Regions from separate parts of the Homo sapiens genome. Here region 1 is linked to region 2. Evidence: chromatin loops called from intact Hi-C (ENCODE). Cell type or tissue: PC-3. All regions are shown on one strand. Each heading gives the region's core, and the rest is flanking DNA. Links, peaks and the distances in the headings are about the cores only.

Region 1 (12,205 bases), core at 1,816-9,815, 75 kb before region 2:
TTTCATTTGGCTTTAAAATGTTGTGGAGTTTATTCTTCATCTTTCTTCCTTAGAAGGTGATGTAGGTCTCTGCCTGTTAAAGCCATGGCTTTGCTTGAAGGTCCTGGCACTGGGTAGCTCACATAAACTCACCCCATCAGTAAACCTGTTGATATTGAACAAGGAATGAGACCCTACTCTGTCTCTGTCTCCTTTCCCCACTTGCCTTCCCAACCCCATGCCCTAACCACTCTGATTTTTTTTTAAATGATTCTGGGTCTCAGACATATCCCTTTTCCCAGGAGCCTTCTAGCACTTGGCTCACAGATCCACAGCCTTTCTCATAAGTCCTGTGTCTTTTGAACAATTCATAATTATTTTTGTTTGATTTTAATCAATATACCATGTGGCTTAGTTGTCTCATCTCTAAAAGAGACAAAAGTAACTTCACTGAGGACAGTATTCAAGCAAATCTGTTATTCTGTGGGACCTACGGTAGTAGAATACTTTTTCCTAAACACCGAAGTTGATATGCAGTGACCAAAATATCCTATTAAAAACTTTGCACAGTTCACAATTATTGCTAACCTCGATTTTTTAAAACATATCTTAAAAATATTTCTTTAAAAATTTTAAGTTTTATTTTAGTTCTTTCTGGATCGATGTATTCTAGTCTCCCTAGCTAAGGATCTAAAGATAGAAACTGGAATAATGAACATTCTAGTCTTCAATTATTGAAAATATTATCACTTACATAACAAGAATATGGGTATGGAATATTTACTAACACAAATTCTTATGTAGTAAAGAACAACAGAAGAATTGCATTTGTCCTTTTCTTAGAATGCAAGCCTTTAGAATCAAATTTCTGTTCTTTGCTCTCAGAATTTTATTCACATTGAAGCAATATAGGAATATTAAATAATAGTGAATGTTAATGTCTCATTTAAGGTAACTATGTAGTTTTCCTTTCCTCCTCCTCAGATGAATCCAAGGCAGTGGAGCCATATCTCTGAAAGTGCCAAAGACCTAGTACGTCGCATGCTGATGCTGGATCCAGCTGAAAGGATCACTGTTTATGAAGCACTGAATCACCCATGGCTTAAGGTACATGAGCATTCACAGGTCACCTTCTACACTTTGTCTGAACACTTCCAGTGACAGGAATGCGTTGCTCTATGAGATGGTCCTTTTTACCTTTTCTTTTTTCTGAGCAGTTTTCATTAGTTTTTTTCATCTTGTTTGCTGTTCCTGCACATCATCTGTGAACATCTGAATAGAAGACATACCATTTGAGTGTCATGCAGCTATCAGAGGGTAAAAAACAGGATTAAGACAGAATATATCAGGGGAAGGCCTCTTTTTTCTCTGCCAACATGTGTTCCAAAGATATGCAACATCAACAACTGAAGTAATACCATGTTATAATAAATTAACTATCTTTATTTTGGGTGTGACTGTGTGCTTTATAGCATTAACTATTTTTCAGTAGATACTAGGTATAAATTTTCTGTCTTAGGAAAACGGCAGGTTTTTTTTTTTTTTTTTAGACAAGGTCTGACAACATTGCCCAGGCTGGAGTACAGTGGCACCATCTCTACTCACTGCAACCTCTGCTCCTGGGCTCAATCGATCCTCCCACTTTAACCTCCCCAGTAGCTGGGAGCACAGGCATGCAGTACCACACCTGGCTAATTTTTGTATTTTTTGTAGAGATGGGGGTTTCACCATGTCGCCCAGGCTTGTCTCAAACTCCTGGACTCGAGCGATCTGCCCGCCTCAGCTTCCCAAAGTGCTGGGATTACAGGCATGAGCCACTGCGCCCAGCCAAAAGGCAGATTTTAAAAGTTCATTTTATATCCCATCTTGCCAGTGAGTATTAAGGAAAATTATAACTTGGGACAGCAGTGAAACAGTACTTTTTGATTAAAACATTATACAGCCCAATAATTCCAGGCAATTTTCATTTTAGATGTTAGAAAGACTAACGCTTGGAGAGGTTAAGAATTTGCGCCAAGTTGGCCGGGTGCGGTGGCTCATGCCTGTAATCTCAGCACTTTGGGAGGCCAAGGTGGGTGGATCACAAGGTCAGGAGTTTGAGACCAGCCTGGCCAATATGATGAAACCCCATCTCTACTAAAAGTACAAAAATTAGCCTAGCGTGGTGGCGGGCGCCTGTAGCCCCAGCTACTGAGGAGGCTGAAGCAGGAGAATAGCTTGAACCCGGGAGGCAGAGGTTGCAGTGAGCCAAGATCGTGTCACTATACTCCAGCCTGGGTGACAGAGCGAGTCTCCGTCTCCCAAAAAAAAAAAAAGAATTTGCACCAAGTCACAGAAGTTGTCAGTGGTGAAACCAGGATTCTAATTCAGCCTACCACTACCCTTTGATTTTGCACTAGATCCTATCCCTTTTTATTTGACCACATTGACCCAACAACTTCCTCCCTTCCTGCATCATCAGAGTTCTCTCTCTGTTGGATCTAACATGCTATAGGTTATTTGTATTATGCACACTCTTATATAGACATAATACCTTCTCCTGACCCTACAACCCCCTCCAGGTTTTGCCCCTATTCTTTGCTTCCCTTGACAGCAACTCCTGAAAAGAGTTGTATAGACTACTCACATTGTCCAGTTTCCCATTCCTTTCCCATGAACCCAGTCTAGTCAATATCACAATCTTATTTATTCCACTAAAACAGCTCTGGTCAAGTCACTACTGACCTTCATGTTGCTAAGTCCAGTGTTCAAATCCCAGGGCTTCTTCTTGGCCTGTCAGCAACATTTGACATCCATCCTTCTGAAACACTGTCTTCTCTGGGCTTCTGGAACACCTGCTCTCTTGGTTGTCCTTCTACCTCCTGGCTGCTCCTTCTCAGATCCTACTGATTCTTCCTCATCTCCCCTCTCCCACCTCTTCACACTGGAATGCCATAGGCCTCCATCCTTGCTCCTCCTCTTTTTCTCTGTTGAAGCTGAAAAAACTCAAACTGCTCTCACACCACACAGCAACAATCAATACAGAAGACTTCTGTGACCAGAAGTGTGGAGATTTCTTCCCACCAACAAGCAAGCAATCAACTCTGCAGCAGACTGCAGCTGGGTGTCCTCCCAACTAAATTCAAACACTATCTACCTGGAGATAGCATCAGATCCCACAGATTGAGGGCTCAGTCCCACAACCCTCACCTCTTCAGACACCAGTCATAAGTCCAGGCCGCTGAAACTTCTGCCAACCAACTACAAATTGGGGACACCACAGCCTCTTCCTCTTTGGGGTTGGTTAATTTGCTACAGCAGCTCACAGAATTCAGGGAAACATTTACTTATGTTTACCGGTTTGTTACAAGAGATATTACAAAGAATATAGATAAAGAGATGCACAGGACAAGTTACAGGAGAGGAGGGGAGCAGAGCTTCCATACCCTCCCCAGGCACAACACCTTCCAGGAACCTCCATGTGTACAGCTATTCAAAAGCTCCCCAAATCCTGTCCTTTTGGGGTTTTATGGAGGCCTTATTACTATAGGCATGATTGATTAAACCATCGGCCATTGGTGATCAACTTAACCTTTGGTACCTCTCCCCTACCCAGAGATTGAGGGGTGGGGCTGAAAGTCCCAACCCTCTAATCCTGCCTGGGTCTTTGTGACCCCATCCTGAAGCTGCCTAGAGGCTGCCAGCCATCAGACATCTTTGGCGTTTCTAAGGATTTTAGGAGTTGTATGCCAGGAAATGAGCTAGAGGACCAAATATATATTTCACAGTATACCTCTGGTCTTCAAACCTGGATTCCTTACATTAAAAAAATATAGGCCAATGTGGTGAAACCCCATCTCTACTAAAAATATAAAAATTAGCTGGGTGTGGTGGCAGGTGCCTGTAATCCCAGCTACTTGGGAGGCTGAGGCAGGAGAATCGCTTGAACCCAGGAGGCAGAGGTTGCAGTGAGCCAAGATCACGCCATAGCACTCCAGCCTGGGCTACAAGAGCGAAACTCTGTCTCAAACAAACAAAAAAAAAAGAAATATAAAAGAATATATAATTCAAAAGACACTGCCACATTACTAGAATCTCATTCAGGCATTGATAATTAGTTCAGTCCATCATCATAATGTATGAATAGGTCTCCCAGCATGAGGCCACTCAGGTTTGCAGGCTTTCCATTGATCTTGCCAGGTTCTAAAAGCAGGAATGGTCTTGGTTTCACCGTTTCAGACACCTGATATAATTGAGCTAAGAAACAGTATCCTTTCTTGCTCTGAGTCTCTTTCAAGGTGTTAATGTAATGTGATAATGGATTTCCCTGAATTCATAACACATTTATTTATTCCTTTACTCTCAGCTGTTAATTTTTTCCTCACTTTATTAATAACCTTTGGAAGAAACATTAGAATCAACATCGTGCTGGTCTAGATGGCAGACAGCAATATTAGTCTAGTAATTACCTCCTCCTCAGTCCACTCCCATGCAGGGAGACTAAGGTTACATAGGTGCCAATTTAGTGGACCGTTTTTACCACCAGGCAATATAGCTGCATTCACAATTAACCCGTTTTGCACAACCCACCCCCATCAGGTCCTTAGGAATTCTGACACAAGGTTTAAAAACATAGTTACAATTTCTTGTTTAGGAATCATCCCTGGTTCTAACACTGGTAGTTATGGCTCTGGTCCTAGAACCACTGCATAGGGAGGGGCAGGGGGAGTTTAGATGATATGGGAAAGAAGGAAAGAAAAAAGTATAGTCATTATATCAGCATACTCCCCTCTTGTCAAGAATTGCATAGTCATAACAGCATCCTCTACCACCCCCCTTCCCCAGATCAATCAGAAAAACGAAAGAATATCTAGTGGGGACACTCCTTTAGCCCCACTCATGTTGAGTGTGAGTACACACTGGTAAAGGCAAGTAAGCCAGCCCTTCCTGCTTTCATCTCCCCCTGTTTTAGACAACCAATGTTTTCATTGCCCATTTTAGTCTCTATCAAACTATTACTCTGAGAAGAATATCTCTGCCCACTGCTGGAACATTATGGGCTGTACCGTGTGTTCTTTGGCCTAAAGAAATGGTGTTCAGCTCTCCAAATATGTGCAATATCTTCTGTTCTGGCTTTTTTATGGTATTCTCATCATTCACATCTTCCACCGGGCAAGCAAAGCCCAGTCCAGAATCAGTGTCTACTCCTGTCAAAACCCATCTGTGGCCTCCCAGGGTTACCAGCATCAGCCTCACTTGCCAGCTTGTTCAGGGCTTTCCCACCAGGGAAATCTGCCCCACAGCCATGGGCAGTGTCTGTCTCTTTTGCTGGCAGACAGAACAGTTCTTATTGGCATTTTGTGCCTGAAATGATACAAAAGAAACCTGTCTAGATGCAGCCCATCTCTGCACTGTTGCAGTACCCGTTTATCCACTCATTTGATGGACCCAGGTGGCCACCTCGAGGGAGCACACAGGGTTCTCTGCTTGTCAATGTCAATCATTTTCCAAACCCAGAAAGAGGCTCTTATGATGGGCATCAACATATTCTACTTATTGCACCCCTCAAATTTCCATAGGGCCATTCTCCATATGGGCATCCCTTTAATAAATAGGCCAGGTTTCCACTGCCCTTCTGCCTGACCATGTGACCAGGCCACTGGTGACTGTCCATGAGTCAGTAAAAAACCAAACACGGGAGCTTTTGTTATTGTTCATTTCTTCAGAATGCAATTCAACTGCCAAGCTAATGTGATCTTACCTTCTTTGATCAAGAGTGGCATCCTTCCAAACAGGATGCTGTCGATTCACCTTGGAACTGTCATCCACACACCAAGCAGCTCTTCGTTGGTCAGTTGAGAGCTGTTCACGGGGCCCTGTCCAAGTGTCAGTAGAATCCCACAGTTCCTCACACAGTTCCAGAGTCAGTCCTAGGGGAAAAGAGGCTCCCTGCTTGAGGATGTTTCCTCCTTGCACTTCCCGGAGAGGATGTTCCTGCATAAACCATTTCCATTTTATTATGGAACTATTCTGGGCGCTGCCATCCCCATTTGAATGTTTCTCTGACATCATGTGAGAAAGCATGGGTATTTCAGGTGTCAAGATCATTTTATGTCCTTCAGTCATTAGGGATAGTTTCAGTTAATGTCCCATAGCAAGGTAGTAAATGCACCGAGATGGAAATTCTCTAGTGCAAAGTCCTAGTGGTTGTCACTGGGAGATGCTCACAGACTTTGGCCATAAGCCCCAGTAAACATCCTGCAAAGGGCGAGCAGATGGAGAATTTGTCCCTACCAGCACTCCAGCTTCTCAACTCCACACTGTGTGAGCTCAAGCAATCTTACTGGTGCCTAGTTAGCGTGTCCAATTAATATTTCTCGAAGTGCAGATTTACATTTCTTCTGTTTTACAATACTGGGTAGGGGAAGTGTTCTCCACCCAGTCATAATTATCCAGTTCCATAAAACATTTAGGTAAAGGAGACATAACTTATTTATGTATATCCTGTTTAAACATTCCAAATCTCATACTCCTATCAACCCTCACTTTTACCCTTTCTTGTTTAAAAAAAAAAAAAAAAAATGTTGAGTCCCCAACAGCAGGTTGAGCCAAGGGACCTTGCCCCTTTTGTCAGTCTTTGTATTGATTAACCTGCCTCAACATTACCCCAAGTAACTGTTGGTCAGCTTTCTCACTGTAATCTCTGCCTTCTGACTTTTTCAATTTCTCCAAACTGGGGTGAATACAGCAAACCTGTTTGGAATCCCTTAACATTGGGAGAACAGCAGAAGCTCCCTACCAACCTTTGATAGTATTATATTGAGATCTTTGTTTTAACCCCATCGATTTCCACTTTATTCATCTCATTTCTTTTTATTTCTTTTTTATTTTTTTGAGACAGAGTCTTGCCCTGTCACCCAGGCTGGAGTGCAGTGGCGCAATCTCAGCTCACTGCAACCTCCGCCTCCCAGGTTCAAGCCATTCTCCTGCCTCAGCTTCCCGAGTAGCTGCGATTACAGGTGCCCGCCACCATGCCTGGCTAATTTTTTTGTATTTTTATTAGAGAGGGGGTTTCACCATGTTTGCCAGGATGCTCTCAAACTCCTGAGCTCAGGTGATCCACCCGCCTCGGCCTCCCAAAGTGCTGGGATTACAGATGTGAGCCACAGCATCCGGCCCTATTCTTCCCATTTCTTATTAGCCCTCTAAAGATTCCACCCTGCTGGGATGAGTCCCATGATTCTCCTCTTTCTTTTTTCTCTTAGTTTCACCCCATCACTGTTTTCTTCATTCACCTTATTTATTAATAACCATTTAAACTTTCCACCTTCCTGGGATGAGTCCTGTGACTCTCCTCTCTGCCTTTCCCCAGTCTTTTGTTAATTACGCTCATGTTTTCATTGGTGCCCATACAAAAGAGGCTCCCTCAGCCATAGCATTTACTACAGCCAGAGTAATGGATGTATTCAGTGAGTGAATATCTCAGTCATCATAAAGCCAGTCCCACATGGCCTGCATAGGAACCAAATGAGCCGCTTCACCTGGGGTACTCCACTTGGCATTGATAGGTAGAGTTGGACAGTCTCTACCTTCTCAGGGTGTACAGACCTTACAGTGGCTTTTATTCCATTCACTAGGCTGACTGTTCCCTCAGGAATAACTCCCTGTGTGTCTGGATCACATTATACCCATTGTTGATTGTTCAGTAGTGAGCTGTGGGTCCTGCATCAACCCAAACATGCCTGTCCACTCTGCAGCATTTAAAACCAAAGAAAGTGCCCTAAATTAGTTATTCTCACAATCCATTTTAGTAAAGGATTTTCAGTAAACTGATGATACCAATCTATGAAATGAGACAATTTCTTCACACTGTACCCTCTGGTTTCAGTAGTTTCTTGGTTTTGCCCTTCCCTCACATCAACTACCTTCGTGGTAACCACAGGTCGTAGAGGTACTGTCATCCCTGTATAATTTTTCCTTTGGGGGTCAGCTTGAAGGCTAGTGGCCTGGGCTCAGATAGACTGAAATCTGAGCTTGGTCTAGCATCAAGGCCTCATCCAGCATTTGTTTCATTTCTGTTCAGCTATTACAGACAACCACCACCAAGGGAGTGAATATTTCATCTTTTTCTTACTAGTTTGCATATCCTTATGCATCCAGTGAACCAACTCCCTGAGTTGGATCCATCTCTAAATTCCACTGGTAACTTTTACCTTTAGCAATTGATTGCGACACAGTTGCAGCTCCAAACCATGGAAGACCACGATAATGAACCAGGAATCAAAGGTTCCTCATCTCCCACCCTTTCATTCTTTCTCTTCCCAAACCACATATTTCTGTGAGCCAGGGCCGTTCTAGCAAACCCTACTTCACTGACACTAACTGAAGGTGGAAAAACTCAGAACTGTTTTCCTCTGCTCTCGCACCACACAACAACAACAATCAACACACAAGACTTCTTTCACCAAATGTGTGGGGATTTCTCCCCATTAAGAAGCAAGTAATCAGCCCTGCTGCTGGGTATTCTCTAATTCAATTCTGACACTATAGTATCACATCCCACAGTTTGAGGGCTTGGTCCCCAAGGCCTCCCCTTCCCACCCTTTCAGACACCAGTCACAAGTCCAGGCCTCCAGAATGTCAGACTGACTGGCTACAAATCAGAGATCCTACACCTGCTCTTTGGGTTCCATTAATTTGTTAGATCAGCTCACAGAAGTCAGGGAAACACTTTTACCATTGTGTTATAAAGAAAATTACAAAGGATACAGATGAAGAGATGCATTGATGGAGGTATAGGGGTGAAGTGGGAAGCTTCCATGCCCTCTGTGGATGCACCACCCTCCAGGAACCTCCATGTGTGCAGCTATCCGGAAACTCCCTGAACCCTGTCCTTTTGGGTTTCTATGGAGGCTTCATTACCATTGACCATTGGAGGTCAACTCAACCTTCAGCCCCTCTCCCCTCCCTGGAGGTTGGGGGTGGGGCCAAAAGTCCCAACCCTCTCATCCCTCCTTGGTCTTTCCTGTGACCACCCCTCATCCTGCAACTGCCTAGGGGCTGCCAGCCATCAGTCAGTCATTGGCATACAAAGATAGCCCTTACGCCATTCTAAGGATTTTAGGAATTGTATTCCAGGAAACGGAGCTGTAGACCAAATATATATTTCAAAATATCACGTCCATCTACACTCCGGCCCTTGGAGAGCTCATCTAGTTTTGATGGCTTTAAATGCTATCTGTACAACAATGACTCCTGAATCCAGGCCTCTCCCCCTAGGTATTCTTTCTTAATTCTGTATACAGTTTGGCTCCCTGACACTTGACTCATGTCACCCCTTCCTACTCTCCCTGCTTACTCCATTCCCATCATATCAGCCTCCTTGCTGTTCTTCAGACTGCAGGCACATTTCACCTCAGCACCTTTATATGACCCTTCCCTAGAATACTCTTCCCTCAGATATCATGGCTTGTTCCCTCACCATCTTCAGGTCTTTGCTTAGGTATCAGCTTCTTAGTAAGACCTTCCCTGACCACCCTATTTAAAATGTGGGGGAAGGAATGCCACCAGTATTCCCTATCCCCCTTCCCCTCCCTTATCTTTCTCCATAGCATCTGTCACCCTAAGACATACCTATATGTTACTTATATGTTTATTGTCTGTCTAGGTCATAAAATATAAGCTGCATAAGTCTAGGGATTTTTGGCTCTTGGTTCACTTCTGTCTAGCACCTAGAATGTATCTGGCATGCAGTAGGTGCTCAATGAATATTAATGATTTAATCAATGAATGAATGTTCGTTGTATTATACCATGCTACTTCCTCAGATTATGCAAAACAATAAAATATTTTAAAAGTAGATTAATAATGTATCTTAAGGTGATGACATGGAATAGTATTACAGGACAATTTTGAGATTTCAGTGGATCTTGATTCTCCTTAAGAATATTACTTCTCAGCCTGGGCAACATAGGGAAATCCCGTCTCTACAAAAATAAAAATTAAAAAATTAGCCAAGCGTGGTGGTGCGCACCTGCAGTCCCAGTGACTCAGGAGCCTGAGGTGGGAGGACTGCTACTTCAAAAATATGCATTCACCTCTCTGATACTCAGTGCTAGTTATTCCTGATTTCCCCTAGAAAAGAGTAGTGAACAATTTTTAGATACTTTCTTTGTTTTGTTTTGTTTTTTATTTGTTTGTTTTGCCCTCCCAGATATATAATGAACACTTTAGAGGTAATTCCTATTTCTCCTTTACTTTTCTCACTTTCTCCATAACGGGGATCTTTTGTTCATTCAAAGCTGGTTTAAATGCCAAATAACAATGAAAATGGCAGGCATTTTAGTCATTTTTCAAATCTCTTAGAAGGTGGTTTAACATTATACCATACCTACTTACAGTGCTTTCAAAGCTTATCTTGGCTAATAGCATATTTATTTTTGGAAACCTTTGTTCCTGCCAATGATTATAGTTCTCGTTCTAAGTAATTTGAGCTTAATACATAATAAATTTCTAGCACAAGAAAGACAAAAAATGTCAGTAACTTAAATGAAAAAGTTTAAGACGGCTCTTTGAGCTGAGTATCGCATGCCATGTCTAAACAACAGTTTAACTTCACTACTTATGTCATCTGAAGATGGAAAAACTCAATTAGAATGTTATCCAGCTGGTAAGAGCAGGCTTATGTTATATTTCAGTATTTGTCCATGTGTATTTATAAATCATTACTGTGGATGTAAGAGGTATTTTTTTAGAATGGTTGAAATTTAAATATGAAAAACACCTGGATACCTTGCAAATTGAAGAAATAAAATGATACTGGTTGCAGTGGCTTGAGCCTATAGTTGTCTCAGCTACTTGAGAGGCTGAGTAAGTAATTACTGAGTAATTACTCTAAGTAATTAGAGTAAGGTGGGAGGATTACTTGAGCCCAGGAGTGAAAGGCTGCAGTGAGCTACGACCATGCCACTGTACTCCAACCTGGGAGACAGAGCAAAACCCTGTCTCCACAAAAAGAAAAAAAAAAACAAATAAGATGAAGAAAAACTTTGTAATGAAGGCTACCCAAAGTCATAATACCATTGCTTTGTGTCAAAAACAAAAAAAAACAAAAAAAAACCACAAAAACCAGGCATGATGCCATGCACCTATAGTCCCAGCTATATAATTTTTTAAAGTTCACAGCCACTGCAAAACATGCCAAATTGTAAAGACCATCGATGCTAGGAAGAAACTGCATCAACTAACGAGCAAAATAACCAGCTAACATCATAATGACAGGATCAAATTCACACATAACAATATTAACCTTAAATGTAAATGGGCTAAATGCTCCAATTAAAAAACACAGACTGGCAAATTGGATAAAGAGTCAAGACCCATCAGTGTGCTGTATTCAGGAGACACATCTCACATGCAGAGACACACATAGGCTCAAAATAAAGGGATGGAGGAAGATCTACCAAGCAAATGGAAAACAAAAAAAAAGCAGGGGTTGCAATCCTAGTCTCTGATAAAACAGACTTTAAACCAACAAAGATCAAAAGAGACAAAGAAGGCCATTACATAATGGTAAAGGGATCAATTCAACAAGAAGAGCTAACTATCCTAAATATATATGCACCCAATACAGGAGCACCTAGATTCAAAAAGCAGGTCCTTAGAGACCTAAAAAGAGACTTAGACTCCCACACAATAATAATGGGAGACTTTAACACCCCACTGTCAATATCAGACAGATCAACGAGAGAAAAAGTTAACAAGGATATCCAGGAATTGAACTCAGCTCTGCACCAAGCAGACCTAATAGACATCTACAGAACTCTCCACCCCAAATCAACAGAATACACATTCTTCTCAGCACCACATTGCACATTCCAAAATTGACCACACAGTTGGAAGTAAAGCACTCCTCAGCAAATGTAAAAGAACAGAAATTATAACAAACTGTCTCTCAGACCAGTGCAATCAAACTAGAACTCAGGATGAAGAAACTCACTCAAAACTGCTCAACTACATGGAAACTGAACATCCTGCTCCTGAATGACTACTGGGTACATAACAAAATGAAGGCAGAAATAAAGATGTTCTTTGAAGCCAATGAGAACAAAGACACAACATACTAGAATCTCTGGGACACATTTAAAGCAGGGTGTAGTGGGAAATTTATAGCACTAAATGCCCACAAGAGAAAGCAAGAAAGATCTAAAATTGACACCCTAACATCACAATTGAAAGAGAACTAGAG
Region 2 (12,205 bases), core at 2,767-10,766:
CTTCTATGTATTAATAACATTTGAATAAAATGAAAAGTTTTTCAAAATAATTGTTTTGCCTGCCATAAAAATCCACTCATAATTTTTAACTTAAAAGAATTTAACATTTTGTAAATCTTGTGTCATGTTTGTATTATTGTATATCTTGTTTATTTTTTAGGTATTGGAAGAAATTTCATGTTACCCTGAGAATAACGACGCAAAGGAACTAAAGCGTATTTTAACACAACCTCATTTCATGGTAAGTAATAATTAAACTTCCATAGAACTGAAACCTCACTTTCAAAAGAAGTTTTTAAACTACCCTCATAAAATGTAGCCAGCTTCATCTCATGCATTTTTATCCATATCATATGAGACTATTAAGATTACAATACCAGGTAATACCAAATATTTTAAGACTGTTTTGTTTACTTTGTGTCACAACTGTAAAGATACTCTTGGTGAAGTGGCTTTTCAGGGACTGTACTCATCAGACAAGGGATTTTCTTTCTTATGGGGTAGTCCTTTAGTCACTGGAACTGTTTATGTTACTTAAACCACAAAGAACTAAAATTAGAGACAGTTTTCAATAATAAGGAATCGTCTGAATCTAGGTGATATATTGGAAGAATTACATCTCTTTTGACAATGCAAAACTGCTGCACTTTCTTGGTTCATTTCTACTATATGGAAAATGGGGATAACACCTGTATTTAGCCAAATATAAAGCTAAATAGCTAAACAAAGCTCAAAGCTCAAAATAGATAAGATACTTTGCTGTGGAAAAAGGTCCATGCTTATCTACCTAACTGCAATACAAAAACACAATTACAGATGGAAATTCATGTTGAATATACCATTTTAAAAGCATTAGCCACATCAGTTTATGTGAAAAATATGTGAAAAGTGGAAAATTTACCTCACTGCCCTTTGGGAGAAAATCTGACTTAAAAGCCTTGTTCTTATAACTACTATTACAGATGATACTTTGAATTTTTATTTATTTATTTACTTTTGAGATGGAGTCTCACCCTGTCACCCAGGGTGGAGTGCAGTGGCGCGATCTCAGCTCACTGCAATCTCCGCCTTCCAGGTTCAAGCAATTCTCCTGCCTAAGCCTCCCGAGTAGCTGGGATTGCAGGCGTGCACCACGACACCTGGATAATTTTTGTATTTTTAGTAGAGACGAGGTTTCACTATGTTGGCCAGGCTGGTCTAGAACTCCTGACCTTACCTCCTGCCTCAGCCTCTCAAAGTGCTGGGATTACAGGCATGAGCCACCATGCCTGGCCACAGGTGACACTTTTAAAATAATAGTAACAGTATAATATGTGTATCAAAGCAATTACCTGTGAGTTATTATATATATGCTGTTTTATGATAGTGTTTCTTTTTTTCTTTTTCTTTTTTTTTTTTTTTTGAGACGGAGTTTCGCACTGTCGCCCAGGCTGGAGTGCAGTGGCGCAATCTCGGCTCACTGCAAGCTCAGCCTCCCGGGCTCACGCCATTCTCCTGCCTCAGCCTCCTGAGCAGCTAGGACTACAGGTGCCCGCCACCACGCCTGGCTAATTTTTTTGTATTTTTAGTAGAGACGGGGTTTCACTGTGTTAACCAGGATAGTCTTGATCTCCTGACCTCGTGATCTGCCCGCCTCAGCCTCCCAAAGTGCTGGGATTACAGGCGTAAGCCACCGTGCCTGGCCCTTTATGATAGTGTTTCTAAACTTTTAACCAAGTTATTGAAATAAAGTTTTTTTCCTAAAAGTAACTACCTGGAAAGAAGCAATTACCATATTCATCCTTCCTAACTCTCCCACCCAAGCATTAAAGGCTGAATTCAAGTATAATCCTTGAGAGTATTTGACTTTATTCTATGGTAACAGCACTGTCCAGTGAAATACAATTAGGATACAGGTTCTAATGCCTGTAGATGAGTGCATTTTTACAACCTAGGTGTATAAACACAGAACTTCGTTCAAATCTCACCTCTTTTATCAAGGTATCTTGTAACCTCTCTACCCTTCTCTTGAACTTTCTCTTCTCTAACTCTTTTCCACTTGTTTGTATTCACCTGCATAACATTCTAATGCTTGCTGGCCTGCCAGAGCAGGTCTCTTCCCAGTGAATGAGCCAGGGCAATTTTTCTTTGTCCTTCCATATCCCAGCCCAGTTTTGTTGTTCTCATTGAGCTTATCTCATTTAGTCATTGTGATTATCTCTATTTCACAGAGCAGGAGAATAAAGAAACTATATGCTTTATTAATAATCCTCAAATGTGATGAATCACAAATATCTGCAGTTAAATTACCGTTAATATTACCTTGTTCACTGTTTCATGCATATGTGCTGTGTTTCCCCAGATTATAATTCATTCCCTTTTAGACAGCATGTCTTCTATAGCAGGGGTCTCCAACCCCTGGGCCACTGACCAGTACCCATCCGTGGCCTGTTAGGAACCAGGCCACACAACAGGAGGTGAGCAGCAGGCCAGCCAGCATTACCACCTGTGTCCCCCTCCTGTCAGATCAGCCTAGGCATTAGGTCCTCATAGGAGTGGGAACCCTATTGTGAACTGCGCATGCGAGGGATCTAGGTTGCATACTCCTTATGAGAATCTAATGCCTGATAATCTGAGGTGGAACGGTTTCATCCCAAAACTATTCCCCGACCTCTATCCCCCACCCCCACCCACCCTGCCATCCGTGGAAAAATTGTCTTCCACAAAATGGGTCCCTGGTGCCAAAAAGGTTGGGGACCACTGTTCTATATTATAAAAGTGGTTAAAGATGTGAATTCAGATGACCTGGGGTTGAACTCCATCCTTGCCACCGTAACTTTATGAACTCTGACTCTGAGTCAACCTCGTGGAGTCAGAATAAGAATTAAGTAGCTGATATATCTACTGTGCGTAGCACAATGCTTGACATATGCTTAGTGCCTAATAGATGTTATCTGATACCTATTATTAGTTGCTCCATAGTATCTATCATGTATAGGGCACATAGTAAGTTATCAGTAAAACATTGAATAGATTAGGAACCTGCCCGTTTGCAGATAGGTTAGGCTCTCCTTGGCTGACTGCTCTGTGCAGTGTTCCATAGCTAGAAACAGATATATAATAAATTTTGGACCAGGCACAGTGGCTCACGCCTGTAATCCCAGCATTTTGGAAGGCCAAGGCAGGAGGATTGCTTGAACCCAGGAGTCAAAGACCAGCAACATTGGGAGACCCCATCTCTACAAAAAATTAAAAATAAACTAGCCAGACATGGTGGCACATGCCTGTAGTCCCAGCTACTTAGGAGGCTGAGGTGGGAGGATCACATGAGCCTGGGAGGTCAAGGCTGAAGTGAGCCATGATGGCACCACTGCACTTCAGCCTGGGCAACAGAGCGAGACCCTGTCTCAAAAAGTAAAAAATGCCAGGAACTGTGGCTCACGCTTATAATCCCAGCACTTTGGGAGGCTGAGGAATGAGAGTCATTTGAGGTCAGGAGTTCAAGACCAGCCTGGCCAACATGGTGAAACCCCATCTCTACTAAAAATACAAAAAAAAAAAAAAAATAGCCTGGCGTGGTAGCACACACCTGTAGTCCCAGCTACTTGAGAGGCTGAGGCACAAGAATCACCTGAACCCAGGAGACAGAGGTTTCAGTGAGGCGAGATCACGCCTCTGCACTCCAGCCTGGGTGAGAGTGAGACTCTGTCTCAAAAAAAAAATAAAAAATGAATTTGGACAGACATGTCTTTCTATAAATTGCTAAGTAAACTCAGCTCAATTCAGAGAATGATATAGGGCCGTATGAGACCAATAGATCTTTCAGATTTGAAGTAAGCTAAATAAATTAACATATACCCAAATAGGAGCCTTTTTTTTCATCAAAATCATTACGGCTCATATAGCCCATTGTATGACAGCTTATCTGTCTTCTAAGTCTCGATATGTTTTGCTTTTCTGAAGTCAGAGAGAAGTTAATATGTGCATTGCTATTAGTAAACATTTTCAGAAATAATAAGTAATTTTTATAATTTATTGAATACCTAGCTAGGTGCTTAAAAGACATTTTCATTCATTTATCAAATAAGTAAATGCCTACTGTATGCCAGGCACACTATGCCAGGCACTAAGGACCTAGTAATGAATAAGACAAACAAGATCCCTGCCCTCATGGAACTTCCACTCTAGTGGAGGTGGGGTGGGAGGACAGGTAGGAGAGGTAGAGGTAGACAATGAGCAAGTAAGCTAACAAGATAATTTCATATGGCAATAATAACTATGAAGAAATGAAAGGATAATGGTGCAGAGATTATAGTAAAGTGGGAGCTGCTTTAGATAGGGGAAAGCCCCTCTGAGGAGTAGACATTTGGGCTGAGACTCCTTTGAGGAAGAGCAAATGCAAAGGCCCAGAGACAGGAAAGAGCTTTGTAGATTCAAGGAGCAGAAGTCCTTTGTGGCTGAGATACAGTTAACAAGGGAGAGAGTGGTACTTCCTGTACCAAGAGAGGTCAGCAGAGGCCAGACCAATTTATTTATTTTTTTAATATATAAAATAAGGCCAGGCATGGTGGCTCACGCCTGTAATCCCAGCATTCTGGGAGGCCAAGGTGGACGGATCACGAGGTCAGGAGTTCGAGACCAGCCTGGCCAACATGGTGAAACCTGTCTCTACTAAAAACACAAAAATTAGCCAGGCATGGTGGTGGGCGCCTGTAGTCCCAGCTACTCAGGAGGCTGAGGCAGGAGAATCTCTTGAACGCAGGAGGCAGAGGTTGCAGTGAGTTGGGATCGCACCACTGCACTCCAGCCTGGGAGACAGAGCGAGACTCCATCTAAAAATAAAATAAAAAATATAAATAAATAAAAGCCTTCCAGGCCATTGTAAGGAGTCTGCAGTTTTCTCCTGATTGCAGTAGGATGACACTAAGTGATGGCACGCAGGAAAATATCTAATCTGTGCCTTGCTGGAGCTGATGTGTAGAGAACGGACTGTAGGGGGGATAAGAGTTTAGGGAGACCAATTGGAAGGCTGTTGTGAGAGGTTGTAGAGGCTTGGAGAAAGGTGAGGATGGTAGAACATGGGCAGATGGGGTTTCTGTGTTGGAGATGGTTACATACAAGAGGACTTGCTGATGGTTGGGATGTAAGCTGGTGTAATTAAACCCATTTCACAATTCCGAGAGGAAATTGTGCCCTAACAAGGTAAAGAGACTTGCTTAAGGTCACTCACCAATCAGTGGCCTCAATGAGGTTCAAGCCAGATCCTGCTAGCGCCAAAGCCTATGCTCCTAAAAGTCAGTTGATTTATAATGCTAATCAGATTTCTAATAAATTTAAGTTGAGCTCATTGGTCATTCCTAAATAAGCTTTTGTGTAGATAATATCTTATGTGGGAAATATAATTCTGAGATATATATATATATATATACTATATTAAATAAGCTTTTAAATGCTGGGGCTTTCTATCTTATAAGCGTTTTTAAAATCATGGCTTCAAAATCTTGGTATTTTTAAAGAAATATTAATAGCTAAGGGGAAATATGTTAATACTTACAATTTTTTTATTATGCCAAGGTTTGGGAGTTATTCTTGGCATATTTATAATTTCACACTTATTTGCTCAGTCATCCGAATTTTTCTTTGCTTTCTGATTATTATAACATGAGGATTTAACATTGAATTACCCAACACTGAAAATCCAGATACTTGTAGATATTTACAGTAACTAAAGGAAGAGGAAATAAGGGTAAATTTAAACGACTTTAAAATTCTGTGTTTTTTTTTTTTAAGAGACGGGGTCTTGCTCTATTGCCTAGATAGGAGTGCAGTGACACCTTCTTAGCTCACTGTAGCCTTCAACTCCTGGGCAAAGCAATCCTTCTGCCTCAGCCTCCCAAGTAGCTGGGACTACAGGCATGCACCACCATGCCTGTCTACTTTTTTTTATTTTTTGTAGAGACGGGGGTCTCACTTTGTTGCCCAGACTGGTCTTGAACTCCTGAGCTCAAACAGTCCTCTTTCCTTGGCATCCCAAAGTGCTGGGATTACAAGCATGAGCTACCACACCTGGCCTAAAATCTGTATCTTTAGAGGTCATCATAAAAGAATATTATCTCACTGATTACTTTTTTAGTTATTCCATTTGAAAGGCTGACTTTTTAAAAAGAATATTTCCTTTGCTTATTGCAGCTGTAAAATATGAAACATTAAATAGTCAGATTTTTTCCACTCTAGTCTGATGTTGTTAGTTGTCTTATACATATCCTTACTATAGTACAAAAAGTGAAAGTGTTTTTTTCCTATTACACGATTGTTACGTAGTTAAAACTGACAGCTATTTCAGCTTAGTGACAACTGCTCACTCATACGTCTTAACATATTTGAAGAAAAATGTTCAAATTTTGGTTTCCCTATTTTTTATTTTATATACTCTTTTAAGCTTTTAAAAAGATAGTCTGTAAGTGGCCCCCTTTTTCTGTTTGGATATGAATTAGAGCTTTAGGTTAAGTTTCGTTTTGTGGTAGCAATCATTTACAGTGCCAAATTGTGGTTAATATCGAGTATGACCTTATTTGGTGACATCATTTAAGCATTTTTCTTTTAGAGTCCAGTTTGAGTATTATTTTATGATTGTGGGCTTAATCCTTCCTTGTAAATAATGCATTAAATACAAATGTTTGCTTATATAATTTAAAAGAATGAGTAGAGGCCTGTAATCCCAGCACTTTGGGAGGCCGGGGTGAGTGAATTGCATGAGCTCAGGAGTTCAAGATCAGCCTGGGCAACATGATGAAACCCCGTGTCTACAAAAAATACAAGAATGATCTGGGTGTGGTGGCACATGCCTGTGGTCCCAGCTACTTGGGAGGCTGAGGTAGAAGGTTCACTTGAGCCCAAGAGGTCAAGGCTGCAGTGATATGACGAACATAATTTTAGCAAATGAAATGTTCCAGTTTTTATGTTACTGATTTTTGCTTTTTGCCCTAAATCTTGGTTTCTTATGTGACCACAATTAAATCAGAAAAAGAGGGATTTGCCCACATAGGACAGCCTCTATACTTGGGCTCAGGAGTACCAGTACAAGGTGCAGTTAGGGCACTGGTGAGGAAGCCAAGGTCCCCAGGGCCATCATGGAGCACTACTTTCAAGCTATATATTGCTTAGTGCCCCTTGGTGCTCCTCACCCAAATCCCAGTTTAGACCAGCCTTCTGAGATTGTGAAAATATCTGCCATTTCCATTAGAAACTCAACTGTGTATAATGCTCAAAGCATATTCTTTACTGGTAACAAATCAGCATTATCTTCTTTATGATTTTACCAGATTGTTACCTTTTTTTTTTGCCTCGTATGCATGCCTTTAAAATTAAATAGCCAAGTCATGACTTTTTTAAGCCTTTTAATAAAATAACTTAATTTCAGATGCTATGAGTTATTATTTTTAAAGCAATTTTAACTGCATTTCATTATCTGCAGATATTACCGCACAGATCCCAAATTAAAATAGAACCAAATTTATAGTTAGCACATAAGAAAATATAATCTTTGTATAAAGCTCCAGACATTTTGATAGCTGTAGATTCTCTTTGAAATAGAAATGTTCAAATATTTATGCTTAATAGAAAGGGTTTATTATGATGGCACAAAAAGTGTGGTGAGTAGAAGGACATTCTTTTTTAGGGAAACAAGGGACATTTTATTGTTGAAGTTCACCAAGCTGACAAATAGAGATGTCAGTTCAAAGAAATCACTTTCTCTTTGTTAATAGGCTTTGCAAAAAGAAGTCATAATAATAATTCTCAACTTATTTTTTATTTAAACAAGTGCTCCAAAAAATATAATGAACAAAAAAATTTAACATATTTAGAGTTTGAGTTCCATATCATACGTGATATTTTGGAAGATTACGTTTTTAAGGTACATCTGTGTGTATTTTTTTCTTTTTCTAAATCATATGCTATAAATTATTTTCATCCTTTGGGTTATATAAAAGCGTCATTGTAAATGCCATTGATGAAAGATACTTGCTCAATACTCCAATTATTGCACTATTTCTTTTTAAATTTGTTTCAATTCTAAGCCCCAGCACAAATTTGCCAACTCTATTTATAGATGATTCTTTTAGCTAAATTACTTGAAATTGTACCGTCTACCTTCATTTGAACAAGTTAGTTGATAACACCTCTGACCCAGATAATCATCAAACACATCTCTTCATTGATTCACTCATTTATTCACTTACGTTTTAAAAAATCTATTTATCATGATTGTCACAAAAAAATTGAGATAGTTGGATGTCGATATTACACACTTTATGTTCTCTTTAGATGAATGATACCTTTGAGAGGAAAAGAATGAGATATGTTTATAGAATAAATTTGTCAGCCCCATGTCTACAAAGAAAACATTTAAAAATTAGCCAGGTGTGGTGGCATGCACCTGTGGTCCCAGCTACACAGAAGGCTGCAAAGGAAGGATCGCTTGAGCCCAGGAGATGAAGCCTGCAGTGAGCTGAGATCTCACCACTGCACTGCACCCTGGGTGACAGAGTGAGACCCTGTCTCAAAATAAATAAATAAATAAAATAAATTTCTGCTGAAATAGTAATGTTATTAATAATTTTTTTCTTCATAAAACACTAGGCCTTACTTCAGACTCACGACGTAGTGGCACATGAAGTTTACAGTGATGAAGCATTGAGGGTCACACCTCCTCCCACCTCTCCCTATTTAAACGGCGATTCTCCAGAAAGTGCTAACGGAGACATGGATATGGAGAATGTGACCAGAGTTCGGCTGGTACAGTTTCAAAAGAACACAGATGAACCAATGGTAAGTAGGAAGAGAAAGTTTTCAATACTCTCATAAGATCCCAGCATGAGTTATATCAACTAACTTCAACCTATGCTACTAGGAGTTGGGGAGGGAAGGAAGACATGGATAGTTTTAAAGAAATCAGTTTCCAGATCTTCAGTTCCCCCCTGCCCTTCTTTTCTAGAATTGTTCTGCCTGAAACTGTCTTAGGCATTCCGGTTCTCTTTCTCACCTCTCCTTTCACAATTGCCCTTCAACCAAAAAAAGGGGAACATACTGTAACATTCCTCCAGGGTGTAAAAACCTCTGGGGCAGCAAAGAAAGGGACAATTTGAAATATTGGTATTGGTATTGAGAAAGTGAATGTCTAGTAACATTGTAAAAATCATCCTTTTATAAATCTTATAGTTTTCAGATCTTTTGCCTTCAACAAAATTAGAGGAAGATTAATTCAGGGGGCATTCAAAGAATTGAGTAACACTGCTGAAATAAATTTCTTCCACTCCCAGCTACCTACTTAATATGAATCAATTTACTCAGTGCTTGGGAGTAGAGCTGGAAGAGAATTGATGCTGAACCTTGCCTCCATTCTCATAGAATTCTCGTAGACTGAGAAGATCAAGGAAAGGCTCCTTGATGTTAACTGAACAGAGCAAGGGGAGTGAGGGGAAGCAGGGGAATACTATTCAGCAAACCAAATAGCACATGTGTAAACCTGGTAGTAAAAAGGCTCTTATCATAGTTTCCCAATGGAAAGAAGGCACCATGGCTGAACTGCAGACAGCAAGGTGAGTGGCTGGAACAGAATCATACAAGTGTTGGAAGACATGTTAAGGATTATGTTCATTATCTTAAAAACAATGGGAGGCTATTGAAGACTTTCAAGCAGGGGGATAATATTAGATTTTTGTTTTAGAAATATCACTCTAGAGAATGTATGAGAGGGGTCAAGAGTGGATGTACAGAAACCAGTTAAGAGGCTGTTATTGCAGCAGTGCAGGGCAGATATGATGGAACTCTGAACTTGAGGGATGGATGTCAAGATGGAAAGAAGTGAACACATTTAAGAAATAATGAAAGAGTAGGTAATATCAGTAAGCCTTAACAATGGATTGACAGTAGAACTGAGGGAGAAGCAAAGATCAAGCACAGCCCTTAAGCTTTAGTCTTCTAAAACTGAATGGACGTTGAGACAGGGAACATTGGATAAGTTCCAAGTTGGAGGAGAAACCATATCTTTAGAAGAGGAAAAAAATTCAAATTTATGCATTCATATCTTTTTCCTCAGAACATAGAAAAGGGATATTAGGATATAGAAAAACAAATTACCTACTTCTGAAAGTTGCCTTTTAGATTAAGGGAAAAGTTATAGCAGTGACTCTATGACCATGATTTTTGGAGAGCCCTCAGCTTAGACATTTCTGGTCCTAATCCTCATTTAGTAATCTTTGCCAGTTATACAATATTATCTTGCAGCACATGGGGGGCATGCAGATCACCTCACCCCTTCTGGTACTATCCAGGCAACTCTTTGGCTTAAGAGCATAGGCTACAGCAGGTTTTGGGTGTCTTGGGCAAATCACTTCATGTCAGTGGACCTCAGTTGGCTCATCTCTAAAAGCATAGTTGACTAAATGAATGATCCCCAAGATCCCACCTAGCTCTGAAAGTCTAATATTCCATTCATTCATTTTATATATTCATTCATTTATTCACCAAATATTTTTGAAGTCCCTACTAAGTGCAAATCACTCTTATTAGATGCCAGTGATCTATTGTCAGATAAGACACTGCCCCTTACTAGAGCTCACGTTCCACAGGGCTGGCTACATTAAACAAGTAAATTTGTAGCTTAGCACGGTTTACTTAACAAGCCCAGTTATGACAGAGCTGGAGAGGAGAGAAAGCTGTGTTGGAGAGGCAGGAAGGTGTGATGTTCAGCCAGGCAAAGCAGGCAAGAAGGTAGAAGGGACCACAAGAAGGAGGCCTCAGAGTGTCTTGGGATCATTAAGTTCTCAAGCAGTCCAGTGACAGCTGCTTGATTGTTTGTGTGAAGACTCACTACATAGAAACATAGACTGAATTGGCCCGGTGCAGTGGCTCACACCTGTAATCCCAGCACTTTGGGAGGACGAGGCGGGTGGATCACGAGGTCAGGAGTTCGAGACCAGCGTGGCCAATATGGTGAAACCCCATCTCTACTAAAAATACAAAAATTAGCCAGGTGTGGTGGTGGGTGCCTGTAATCCTAGCTACTCAGGAGGCTGAGGCAGAAGAATCGCTTGAACCCGGGAGGCGGAGGTTGCAGTGAGCCGAGATCGCGCCACTGCACTCCAGCCTGGGCAGCAGAGTGAGACTCCGTTTCAAAAAAAAAAGAAAAGAAAAGAAAAGAAAAAAGAAACATAGACTGAATAAAAGCATAAAACTACATCCCTGAGTTACTTTTTCAGAAAGCGTAAAATGGTCTTGAGTCTCCCCTAAAAGTCTCCTTCCAAAAGCTTTTCTGTCTTCGATGATCCTAGTGAAGATGTATATTTCTTCTCCTTTTGATGGGTTTCCATGAAAACAGGAATTATTTTATGTGAAATATAAAATATATATTTTCAATAATAGAGTGTCAATCTCTAATGCATTTAATACAACTTTATTTGCTTTCTTAGTTGTCTTATTCAAAGCATTATGTTACTGTGCAGGATATTCCTATATGATCTGTTTTGTTTTTCAGACCCTCTGCAATGTGTCCATTCCTCAAGGGTGACATACTCCTGTTACACACCTCTGTTTTCCCATTTGTAGCATCATACTCATAATTTTTTTTTTTATTGATTGGAATTCCCATAGTTGCAAGTGACAAAAATCAAGCTTGAACTAGCTTACAAAATAGAGGAAAGGCTTATATAAACAGGGAAAGGCCAGGAGTATAACTTTCCTAATATCTCCCCTCAAGCTGGTAGGTTCAGGAGTAGGCACCTAACCCAAGCTATGCCAATGCCTTCCCTAGAATTTGTGAACTTGGGAACAGAGAGAAAGTGAATCAGTTCCTCTCTACAGAGAAATGTTTGGGACCTACAGAATAATAAATGTTAACTACAGTTGGTTTGAGGTGAACTTCTCCTGGCCATGGGAGACCCTTTTTGTCTCATTTGCTACTGTACCTAGCAGAGTGCCTGCCTCATAGTAAATTCACGTTAATGTTAGTTGAATGAATACATACATCTATTAGTTTCAAGGGTGGAAGCTGTATTGTACTATCATTTCCCTTATGAAATTAGATTTGACTTACACACTAATTTACAGCATTTTTCCAGGAACACTTTTCTTAGTAACCATACAAGCTGATTGAATGTACAAGTTGGAAATGAAACTTGAATATTACAATTGAATCTTAGGACTGGAAACATTTTGATAAACCAGT

The links. A loop is a pair of places that touch in the nucleus more often than their neighbours do. Peaks named below come from ENCODE experiments on the same cell type or tissue, not always from the same donor. Only the 100,000 strongest peaks of a DNase experiment are listed, where the experiment ranks them.
Region 1: a loop joins it to region 2, with 7 times the contacts of the local background. A loop is called at or near these places in 2 of 110 quality-filtered maps.

What each region holds. Positions count from the first base shown.
Region 1 is chrX:41,649,320-41,661,524 of GRCh38, reverse strand. CASK (calcium/calmodulin dependent serine protein kinase) reads left to right here. Exons shown (of 27, transcript NM_001367721.1): 8 at 964-1,086. LOC124905180 (a long non-coding RNA gene) reads right to left here. Exons shown (of 3, transcript XR_007068219.1): 2 at 2,704-12,205; 3 at 854-1,251. Among named protein-coding and RNA genes, the nearest start is that of GPR34, 34 kb to the left of the region's middle. In PC-3, for the core only: no CTCF peak of the experiment used is centred there; a DNase peak (open chromatin) is centred at 5,704; H3K27ac peaks cover 1,379 bases.
Region 2 is chrX:41,574,943-41,587,147 of GRCh38, reverse strand. CASK (calcium/calmodulin dependent serine protein kinase) reads left to right here. Exons shown (of 27, transcript NM_001367721.1): 14 at 161-241; 15 at 8,620-8,808. Among named protein-coding and RNA genes, the nearest start is that of CASK-AS1, 63 kb to the right of the region's middle. In PC-3, for the core only: no CTCF peak of the experiment used is centred there; no DNase peak of the experiment used is centred there.